Linked DNA regions of Homo sapiens: region 2 is linked to region 1. Evidence: chromatin loops called from intact Hi-C (ENCODE). Cell type or tissue: lower leg skin. All regions are shown on one strand.

The links. Hi-C counts contacts between places; a loop is a spot of excess contacts. Peaks named below come from ENCODE experiments on the same cell type or tissue, not always from the same donor. Only the 100,000 strongest peaks of a DNase experiment are listed, where the experiment ranks them.
Region 2: it touches region 1 in a loop (6-fold over the local background); 25 of 110 quality-filtered maps call a loop at or near these places.

What each region holds. Positions count from the first base shown.
Region 1 is chr9:76,805,051-76,810,050 of GRCh38, reverse strand. The region is part of intron 6 of PRUNE2 (prune homolog 2 with BCH domain); the gene reads left to right. Among named protein-coding and RNA genes, the nearest start is that of PCA3, 43 kb to the right of the region's middle. In lower leg skin, no CTCF peak of the experiment used is centred here; no DNase peak of the experiment used is centred here.
Region 2 is chr9:77,008,963-77,013,962 of GRCh38, reverse strand. No RefSeq gene overlaps it. Among named protein-coding and RNA genes, the nearest start is that of FOXB2, 8.2 kb to the left of the region's middle. RefSeq lists enhancers at 1,256-1,756, 1,757-2,257. In lower leg skin, no CTCF peak of the experiment used is centred here; a DNase peak (open chromatin) is centred at 1,879.

The sequences.
Region 1 (5,000 bases):
GCTTTTTATCCCAAACCAAAAGGGAAACAGTCATGTTGAACCTTCCTGCCCGTGAAGCCCAAACAATGAAGCTCTCAACCTACACTATAGTCATTGACACCACCAGCTCAGTCTACAGCCAATCTGACCAGTTGATGTGTCCTTGGGACACCAGGGTTGACAAGGAGGGCTTGAATGCATGTACTCACTTTATCCATCCACTTAATCACCCATTAACGTGGTCATTTGTCATCAAACATTTATTTTATTTTTAAATCCTTTTTTATATGTATGAATTTATGGGTTACAAGTGCAATTTTGTTACATTCATAGATTGCATAGTGGTCATATCAGGATTTTTTGTTTGTTTGTTTGTTTTGATGGAGTCTCACTCTGTCACCAGGCTGGAGTGCAGTGGCACGATCTCAGCTCACTGCAACCTCTGCCTCCCTGGTTCAAGTGATTCTCCTGCCTTAGCCTCCAGAGTAGCTGGGACTATAGGTGCGCGCGACCACGTCCAGCTAATTTTTGAATTTTTAGTAAAGACGGGGTTTCACCATGTTGGCCAGGATGGTCTCGATTTCTTGACCTCATGATCCACCCACCTCAGCCTCTGAAAGTGCTAGGATTACAGGCGTGAGCCACTGCGCCCAACCCTGGGCTTTTAATTCATCACCCAAATGACATACATTGTACCAATTAAGTAATTTCTCATCATGCAGCTCCCCCTCCCAATCCCTTCAATAAAAAAATTATTGAGTAGCTATTATGTCCCTGAAATAGAGGTTAAATATTGCAGTGCAATGGTTTCTGTCTTCCCTAAGCTTACGGATGATTGGCAATTATAATTGGCTCTAATGGGCCACTACCTATACGAAAGAAGCACATAGCCTAATTTGGGAAGGGGAGGTAGATCAGAAAGTGCTCCCTTGAGAAGATGATGTTGAAACTAAATGTAAAGGACATGCAGAAGTTGGCCACGTAAATGAGGTTTGTTGTGAAGGAGGGGGTGGTAGAAGGTGGGTGGCAAAGGAAAAACATTCCAGGCACAGAGAAGAATATGAACTAGGAGGGAGGAGAGAGAGCATGGTTATTGATGTTGAGTTAAAAGCAGCAGTGAAATGGACTTACCCCTAGTGTTTGGGTCCCTTCTGGATTAAGCTCTGGGAAACCTGGTGGGTTGACTCATGCTGTACAAAGACAGGAAAGAATGCAAATGGGAGAATAATGAGCAATGTACGACAGGCTGTGGCAGGCGTGCATTGAGGACTGTGAGGGTGACAACAGAGACTGGGATGCCTGCCTTTGGCTGATGGGTGGTGGGGGGACCGTGTAATCCAGTTAATTAGTGAAGCACTTGCCTGATTCTTCCTACTCGGTCCATCAGAGATAGAGCTGGAGTCTTTGTCTCTTGATCCAGAGTAAGCCAGCACGGCAGGATGAGGATCTTCTGACAGATTATTTCAGAGTGTGTAGGAGATGGAGAAGGCTGGGTGATGAGAGGGGAGCAAGAATAATGTTTGAGTATCAGAGGATCTGGAAAATAGGCTGAGAGCTTCAAATGTAGATCAAGTTTAAAATCCCTTGAACCATTGGGAGGAGCCCCAGAGGCACAACCGGACTCAGATTGGGCAAAAGAGATGGGAAGGACATGTGCAAACCCAAAAGGCACTTGTTGGGATATCCCCACACAATATCCTAACGTGATACAATGTGAAATATGAGGTTACAGAAAATGAGCCTCTTAACTTTTGAAACTTTGAAACCAAGTCAACAGTCCTTTTTGTTTGGTGACAGAGACAACACAAGCATCACATACCTTTCATCAAGTTAGAAATTTAAAACAAAGCAAAGCAAAAAAGCTGGAAGGTGTTTTTGTTTTTGTTTTTTGACACAGAGTTTCGCTTACTCTGTTGCCCAGGCTGGAGTGCAGTGGCATGATCTCGGCTCACTGCAACCTCTGCCTCCCAGGTTCAAGTGATTCTCCTGCCTCAGCCTCCCGAGTAGCTGGGATTACAGGCACCTGCCGCCACACCAAGCTCATTTTTGTATTTTTAGTAGAGACGGGGTTTCACCATATTGGCCAGGCTGGTCTCGAACTCCTGACCTCAGGTGATCCACCCGCCTCAGCCTCCCAAAGTGAAGGGATTACAGGCGTGAGCCACCACACCTGGCCTGTAAGTTCTTTCTAATGGAGAAAATGACAGACAGACATCAGTATGTGCTCGATTGTTTTATAATTTTGTTCTGCTACCCAGCTTCCAGTGGGACGAGAGCTTTAGTTAATTCTCCCTAATTGTAAAGGGAATCTCCCTCTAGCTGCAAAACAAGAATTCCTAAGGCCCTTTCCTGGTCCCAGCTCTGGGTTTTCTCAGTCTGTGAAAATGCCATGAACATCACACTGGTCCCTCCTCTCTCCCTGTGTCTATCTTGGGTGTTTCTCAGGATTAAACATGAAATGGATGCTCAAGAGAGAGCATTAATCCATTTTTACCACTCTGCTGTTTGAATCTTCAAGTAAAAGATAAATTCTAGTTCCCCATATATGATATTATTGTGTATAATTTGTATAATTACCTCTTTATTATATCATGGTGTGAAATACTGAGTAGCTGCTGACCACCAGGGAATTTGTGAAGTGTTGCAAATTGCTGACCCTTCCTTGACAGAAAGCAAAGATCATAGTACAGGGAGGTCGAGGCCAGGCATTGTGGCTCATGCCTATAATCCCAGAACTTTGGGAGTCCGAGGTGGAAGGATCACTTGAGACCAGGAGTTCGAGACCATCCTGGGAACATAGGGAGATTCTTATCTCTACCAAAAGAAATTTTTTTTTTTTTTAAATTAGCCAGACATGGTGGTGCTAGCTACTTTGGAGGCTGGCTGAGGTGGGAGGATGGCTTGAGCCCAGGAGTTTAAGGCTGCAGGAGCTGTGGTATGCCATTGCACTCCAGCACTCCACCCTGGGCAACAAAGCAAGACCCTGTCTAAGAGAGAGAGACAGACACACGCGCGCGCGCACACACACACACACACACACACACACACACATTGTATGAGGTAGTGGTTAAAGGTATGGAATCTACTTGGGTTGGAGTCTTCGCTCTGACACATACCGGCTTCTGATCCTCCACCAGTTACTTAACCTCAGTGTGTTCCGTCTTTGAAATGGCATCATACTAGTAACTACTTCCAAGGATTACCCTGAGGATTAAATGGGTTAATATTTGCAAAAAGCTTAGAGTGGTGCCTGAGGCCGGGTGCGGTGGCTCACGCCTGTAATCCCAGCACTTTGGGAGGCTAAGGCAGGCAGATCACGAGGTCAGGAGATTGAGACCATCCTGGCTAACACGGTGAAACCCTGTCTCTACTAAAAATACAAAAAAAAAAAAAAAAATTAGCCGGGCGTGTTGGTGGGCACCTGTAGTCCCAGCTACTCAGGAGGCTGAGGCAGGAGAATGGCGTGAACCCGGGAGGCGGAGCTTGCAGTGAGCAGAGATGGCACCCCTGCACTCCAGCCTGGGCGACAGGGCGAAACTCCGTCTCAAAAAAAAAAAAAAAAAGAATGGTGCCTGACACATGGTAAGCCCCTCATAAGTGTTAAATTAAATAAAGCAATTATTTGAAACTGCCTATCCCCAAAATGTTTACAGACAGAAAACCTTAGAGTCTTTCTGCACGGAGTCCAGTAACACCATAACAGTGTATCCGAAAGCATTTTTCAAGTGCAAACTGAAGAAACATCCAAATTGTTACTTGCTTTTATCCTGATTTCTCTTAGCCTAGAGTAGTGGTTTTTAAAGTCTAGTTTGCATAGGAGTCATCTGGAGGGCTTGGTAGAACACAAATTTCCCAGGCCCCACTCTCCCACTCTTACAGTTTCTGACTCAGTAGGTCTGGGTTGGGGCCTGAGAATTTATATTTCTAGTAAGTTCTCTGGTGATGCTGATGCCGCTGGTTCAGAGACCGCACTTTGAACCACTGGTTTAGAGAGAGTTGATTCAGGTTTCAACTTTTGGATGCATGCATATACACAGATACTGAGGAAGGGAGCTCCCCTTCATTGAGTACCTACTATGTTCCCAGTACAGTGGTAGGTGCTTTACATGAATTATCTTCTAAAATTCTGACACCCTTCTAATGACATAGGTGATTATATCTATTTTATAGGTGATGAAGACTCAGAGAGAGAAAATACTCTACCTGAAACCAGAAAGTGGCATTCCAGTCCAGGGACATCTGATTCAAAAGTCCTGTTCTTACTTCATTATTCTATGTTAGGTCACAGAAGAATCAATTAATTGTTACCATTGATGATTACCTAGTCCATAGTAGTCTGGAACTGCCTGGACAAATTAGCCAGCTGTGGACACAATTTAGTAGTTCTGGTGTCAGAAACAGGAAAGCCCGTGTTTCTTTAGCTACTGCTGTACAATAGCACACCAGAATTTTTATGTTTTATTTTTTATTTTGTTTTGAGACGGAGTCTTTCGCTGTCACACAGGCTCCAGTGCAGTGATACTATCATGGCGCACTGCAGCCTTGACCTCCCAGGCTCAGACGATCTTCCCACCTCAACCTTCTGAGTAGCAGCTAATTAAAAAAAAATTATTTGTAGGGATGAGGTCTCCCTATGTTGCCCACGCTGCTGTTGAACTCCTGACCTCAAGTGATCCTCCCACTTCAGCCTCTCAAACTGCTGGGATTACGAGTGTGAGCCACCGTGCGCAGCCACACCACAACTTACTAAAACAATGTAGTATTCTCATGATTCTGCTGGTCTTGCCTGAGCTGACTCGTGGTAGGAGTCGGGCTAGGACAGGCTAGGACTGGCTGATGCAGGGTGGCCTCACTTGCATGCGGTGGGGGGCCTCAGCTGGGAAGGCTGGAACAAATGCGGGGGCAGCTGGGCCTCTCTCCCCATGTGGTCTTTCATCCCAGGCTTCTTATGTGGGAACAGAAACCTTCGAAGATGTCAGAAGTGAGAACTTTGGGGGCTGAGACTCAGATGTCCCACAAGA
Region 2 (5,000 bases), 200 kb before region 1:
TACAGTCCACCCGCGCCTCACACCTCTTGGCCAACATCCAGAAGCTTTCCTACGGGCCGTGTCTGTTTAGGTAGCGGCCACTGACAACCATAACCACCAAATAAATAACCAACGATTAAAAATTAAATAACTTTCTTGCGCTCCCTCCGACGACTAATAACAAAGACTCCGCACATCAGCAACCAGGTGTCGCGGTTAAACTCCTGACAGTAACTGTCTTCCTTTTCAGCCAGCCAGTTCTGGAATACATTACATTAATTAAGTCTTTGGTGATTTAGCCTCCTTGGAGAGAAGTCCAACAATGTAATTAAGAGCATACTGGCTATATTAGATATGAATATTCAAAACAGTGTCAATTAATTAGCCAACAGATCTAGCTCACTATGCTTCGAAAGCCCCTGAAGTCCTCTAAGATACATTTAAAGGGTCATCGGCGGGGAAAGGAGAGGGGGGTAAAGAATATTAAAGAGGTGGGTCCAGATGATCTCTTCGTTCCACATAAACATTTTCTAATGATGGCGATTTATAACGTCCCTGACATCACATACCGCACCTTTGGGCACGTGGGTGCCCGCCCATGTCTGTGTGTGTCTGGTGGTGGTGGTGGAGTTGGGGGGGCGGGGCGGATGTTGTTGATCCATCAGAGCAAAGATCTTTTATAATTAAAGTGAGGAGGCATCCAACTGGAAGGGCCTTCTTAGAGGCACCAAGAGGCTATCCATTGTACATCCTCTCAGACATGTTAGAAAGATAAATATTAAATCTGCTATCACAAAGGGAGCTGTTAAATAGATACTAAGCTGATATGCATAAAAAATTAATTAGGTAGTTTTCTCAGCATCAAACTCCTGGACAAATAACTACTTGTAAAGTACACCTTCTGGGCATATTGAACATATGCTGGAATTATCCTTAATTGACTAATTACATAAATTACTCATTAATTTTACAGCACATCAATTATAAAAGATATATCAATTAATTTTGCATAAATTAAGACTGGAATCTCCCTCCCCCCAAAAAACACAAGAGAGAGGCTGCTGTAACAAAATATGCAGAGAGGGGAGAAAAACAATGTTTGTGTATTTGTAGATTGCAATAATAATTTGTTCTGCTCTGGGCAGAGATTTTCTTAAGGAAAAACATCCTTGGCAATTAAAATAGTCCTAAAGACCACTTACGATGTGATCATGCGTGCACCAAGGCGAAACAGACCATTTAAATCAATTAGGACTGCTCTGATGGAAAATGAGGGCCTGGCAATGACAAAGTACTCAGACATTAGTAATCACAAATGATTTAACATCCACATTAAATGCCTGACTGGGTAGTAAGGCTTATTTTCCTAAGTCAGCAGGGTGCCCGTAACGAAGTTATCTCTGGGTATCCCAAAGTAGACTTCGGCAACGATTTCACACACAATTGGTGGAAATTAATTTGACACCTCTCTTCAACCTAACTCCTCCAGCCTGCTCGTTTCGGGCTCTCCTAAGCGGCTGTTGGCCTCCTCACCTCCTCCCTCGTTTCCTTAAAAAGGTCATTAAATGCTTCGTCACGAGCCCAGCCGTGGGGCCCTGCTCCTTCTGTTTTGGGTTTCTCCTCCCCTGGTGGGACTGGCGGCTTTCAGAATACAGACTGTGTCTCGGCCTAGGCTAGCGGGTCGAGAAGGTGATTTCCAAGGGGTGAGCAAAGTCTGAGACCCCCGGCTCCTTGACTCTTCCTGGCCCGCCCTCCGCAGTCTGCCAGGCTGAGGCTGAAAACACGAGTTTCCAGAAAGGCTTTAGGCAGGCTGCGGGCGCCGGGAGGGAAGCCGGGAGACCGCTGCGCCCGCTGCGCCCGCTGCACTTTGGCAACGAGGCCTGCGTGATTTTAGTCAGCAGGGGGCGCTGTCTCCCCTGGTCGCCGCCTTAGAGAGGAAGCCGCCTTCGGTGCGGGTTTTCTCCGCACAGCGATGGAGGTGGAGAGATGTGAGTTTCCTGGGGTAGCGGCACTTCTAGAAATGCCAGGCTATGGTTCACTGGTTTCCCTTCTGTGTGAAAACCCCAATCTACCTTGATTTGTGCCAACCATCTGTAATGCTTTTCATAGATAACTTTAGACAACATCAAATCAAACGGTACTTGAAATACATCCCAAATTTCCTCTTGGAAGTTGTGAACTTCGAAGTTGCACCTACAAATATAGAGGTGCTTTTCCAAAAGAAACAAAAACTTCCTTGAAAGGAATCCGTAGTCATTATTTAATGCCAGCCCCACGTGTGTATTGATAATTATTGACAATAGAAATATAGAATTTTCTATGTTGTTAAGAAGCCTTTCAACGATATAAGTGGGAGATTCAAGTTATATAGAATCATATGGTTCAAAAATTTTGTTTTTATATTCTTTTAAGTATTTTGTATTCATAGTGATCATTCATAACTCTGAAGTAAAATAAATCAGAATGACAGACAACTGGATGTTGGAGAAACAGAAAGGTTTTACTTTCAAGAGATGCCTAGTTTGGTGGATAGTAAGTTTATGATCAGCAGATTCCCAATCCCACACTCATAAATTGGTTGTGTTAAAAATACTTTGTTTTAAAACCACTATGTATTTCACTCAAAGTGAAATTTCCCCTAGGAATAATACTGTAACTGGTAGATAGGATCCCAGCTAGTTGGTACTGTTCCGCTTTAAGTCCTGTTAAACCAGTAATGTATCTAAAAATTTGAATTTCTCCTTTGAGACTGATCACAACCCTAAAAGGTCCTTTTCTTATCCCCTTCTGTTGCTAGTCTCCAAAGATACTGGCTCCCACCCCCATATTGGACCATGCCTTCTGGAATTCATGCCCTTGTGCAGTTTCTTCTCATATTAAATCTGACCCAGTCCCATGGGAACAAGTAGCATGTGGCAGAAGTGGTGCAGTATGATTTCAAGCCAAATCAGAAGGACCCTTGCAGCTTTTGCCTTGCCCTTTTAAAACACACACTCTGGGGTGGTGGTGGGGATTGGGGGGTGGGGGGGCAGTGCCAGCCAACAGGTAAGAAGTCCTACGGCTCACACTGTGAGGAAATCCAGTTTAGCCAAGGAGAGAGAGAGAGAGAGCTTGGCGGGGGAGAGAGAGAGAGAGCGCGCACTCTTGGAGAGAGAGAGATGCCTGATCAGCCACCAGCTCTGCCAACCATCCCAAGTGAGATGTCATATGTGGTGAGTAAAGGAACTGTCCTGGATGTCCAGTCCAGTTAACTTCTAGATAATTTCAGCCTCAGTTCTACCTGACTGCAACTGCATGAGAGACCTTAGTCAATAACCTCCCTGCTGAGCTCAGTCAATCTACAGAAACGCATGGGCTAACAAACCATTGCTGTTCAGGCATTATGTTTAGGTGTGATTTATTACACAGCAGTAGATAACCAGAACATACATTGTCCTGTCTCCCATTCTTTTTCCTATACTATTTTTTCTTGAATCTTATTTCTGCTACAGTTTGAATCTGGCTACTCATGTGAGCTAGCCTGGGAATCTGAACACTAGTTAGAATATCGAGGCTGGGATTGTGTGCCAAAGAGATTGGCAAGGAGAGTAGATGAAGGAGACTGCAACATAATTAGACATTTCTATTTACGCTTAGGAAACAGTTACGAGAAACTAAATACTGCTCTTCCTCGGAGCTTCTCAGGGGCTGGCACTGGAGGATACAACTGTCAGTAAGTTCCTAAGTCACGTGCTCAAAGAGAAGTGCCTCTATTAGAATTTCTATCTCAATCATGTGCATTGTTTTAATTAAAGGTTTTTTTCTAATATTCTCAAACAACAGATATATAATTGTATTTATAGTATGGAAGACAATTAAATTAGAATCTTTTTCAAGATAAAAATAGTGTCTTTGAAATTGCTCACATTTCTAGAGAATAATGGTGCTATGATCAGTAGTTTCTGTTCCATTAGCTTCTCCTTTCCAACTAGGCAAATCAATAAACTTTATAGTGTTTGTTTTTCACCTTTTATTGCCACCATTTATTCAAGTGCAGACTTGCCATTGTAACTTGTACTTCTGGATAGGCAGTCATATATTTGCTTTGTTATATTGATAAGATTTTTTTTTTTTTTTTTTTGAGATGGAGTCTCGCTTTGTCATCCAGGCTGGAGTGCAGTGGTGTGATCTTGGCTCACTGCAACCTCCACCTCCCTGGTTCAAGCGATTCTCCTGCCTCAGCCTCCTGAGTAGCTGGGATTATAGACACACACCACCAAACCCAGCTAATTTTTGTGTTTTTAGTAGAGACAGAGTTTCACCGTGTTGACCAGGCTGGTCTTGAACTCCTGACCTAGTGATCTGCCTGCCTTGACCTCCCAAAGTGCTGGGATTATAGGCGTGAGCCACTGTGCCTGGCTAAGTTTTTTTTTTTTTTTTTTTTTTTTTTTTAGCGCAACTTGTGCTGGTCCTTTTGTGAAGCAAGAATATTCAAGAGTTTATAGATATAAAAATATCCTCAGCTCTTACTAAAGAAAAATCATCTTCCTATTGTTCATTGTAGTCTCATCTTTCAGATGGAAAAACAGATAAAATCCCAGACATTCCCAAAGAATGGGCTTCATAAGGTTCAAGTAGATAGCTGGTATGGATTTTAATTGTCTTCTAAATCATCCTTTATGCAGGGAAAGCCTAACATGTTTGAGTGATTACTTTTTGTTTGGCATCCAATAGTGCCAAAATGGACTTTGGCATCAGACTGATTTGGTTAATTTTAGGTGCTTTTTTTTTTTTTTTTTTTTTGAGACAGAAGCTTGTTCTTGTTGCTCAGGCTAGGTGCAATGGCATGATCTCGACTCACTGCAACCTCCACCTCCTGGGTTCAAGAGAGTCTCCTGCCTCAGCCTCCCGAGTAGCTGAGATTACAGGCACCCACCACCACCCCTGGCTAATTTTTGTATTTTTACTAGAGTCGGGGTTTCACCATCTTGGCCAGGCTTCAGTCTTGAACTCCTGACCTTGTGATCCACCCACCTCAGCCT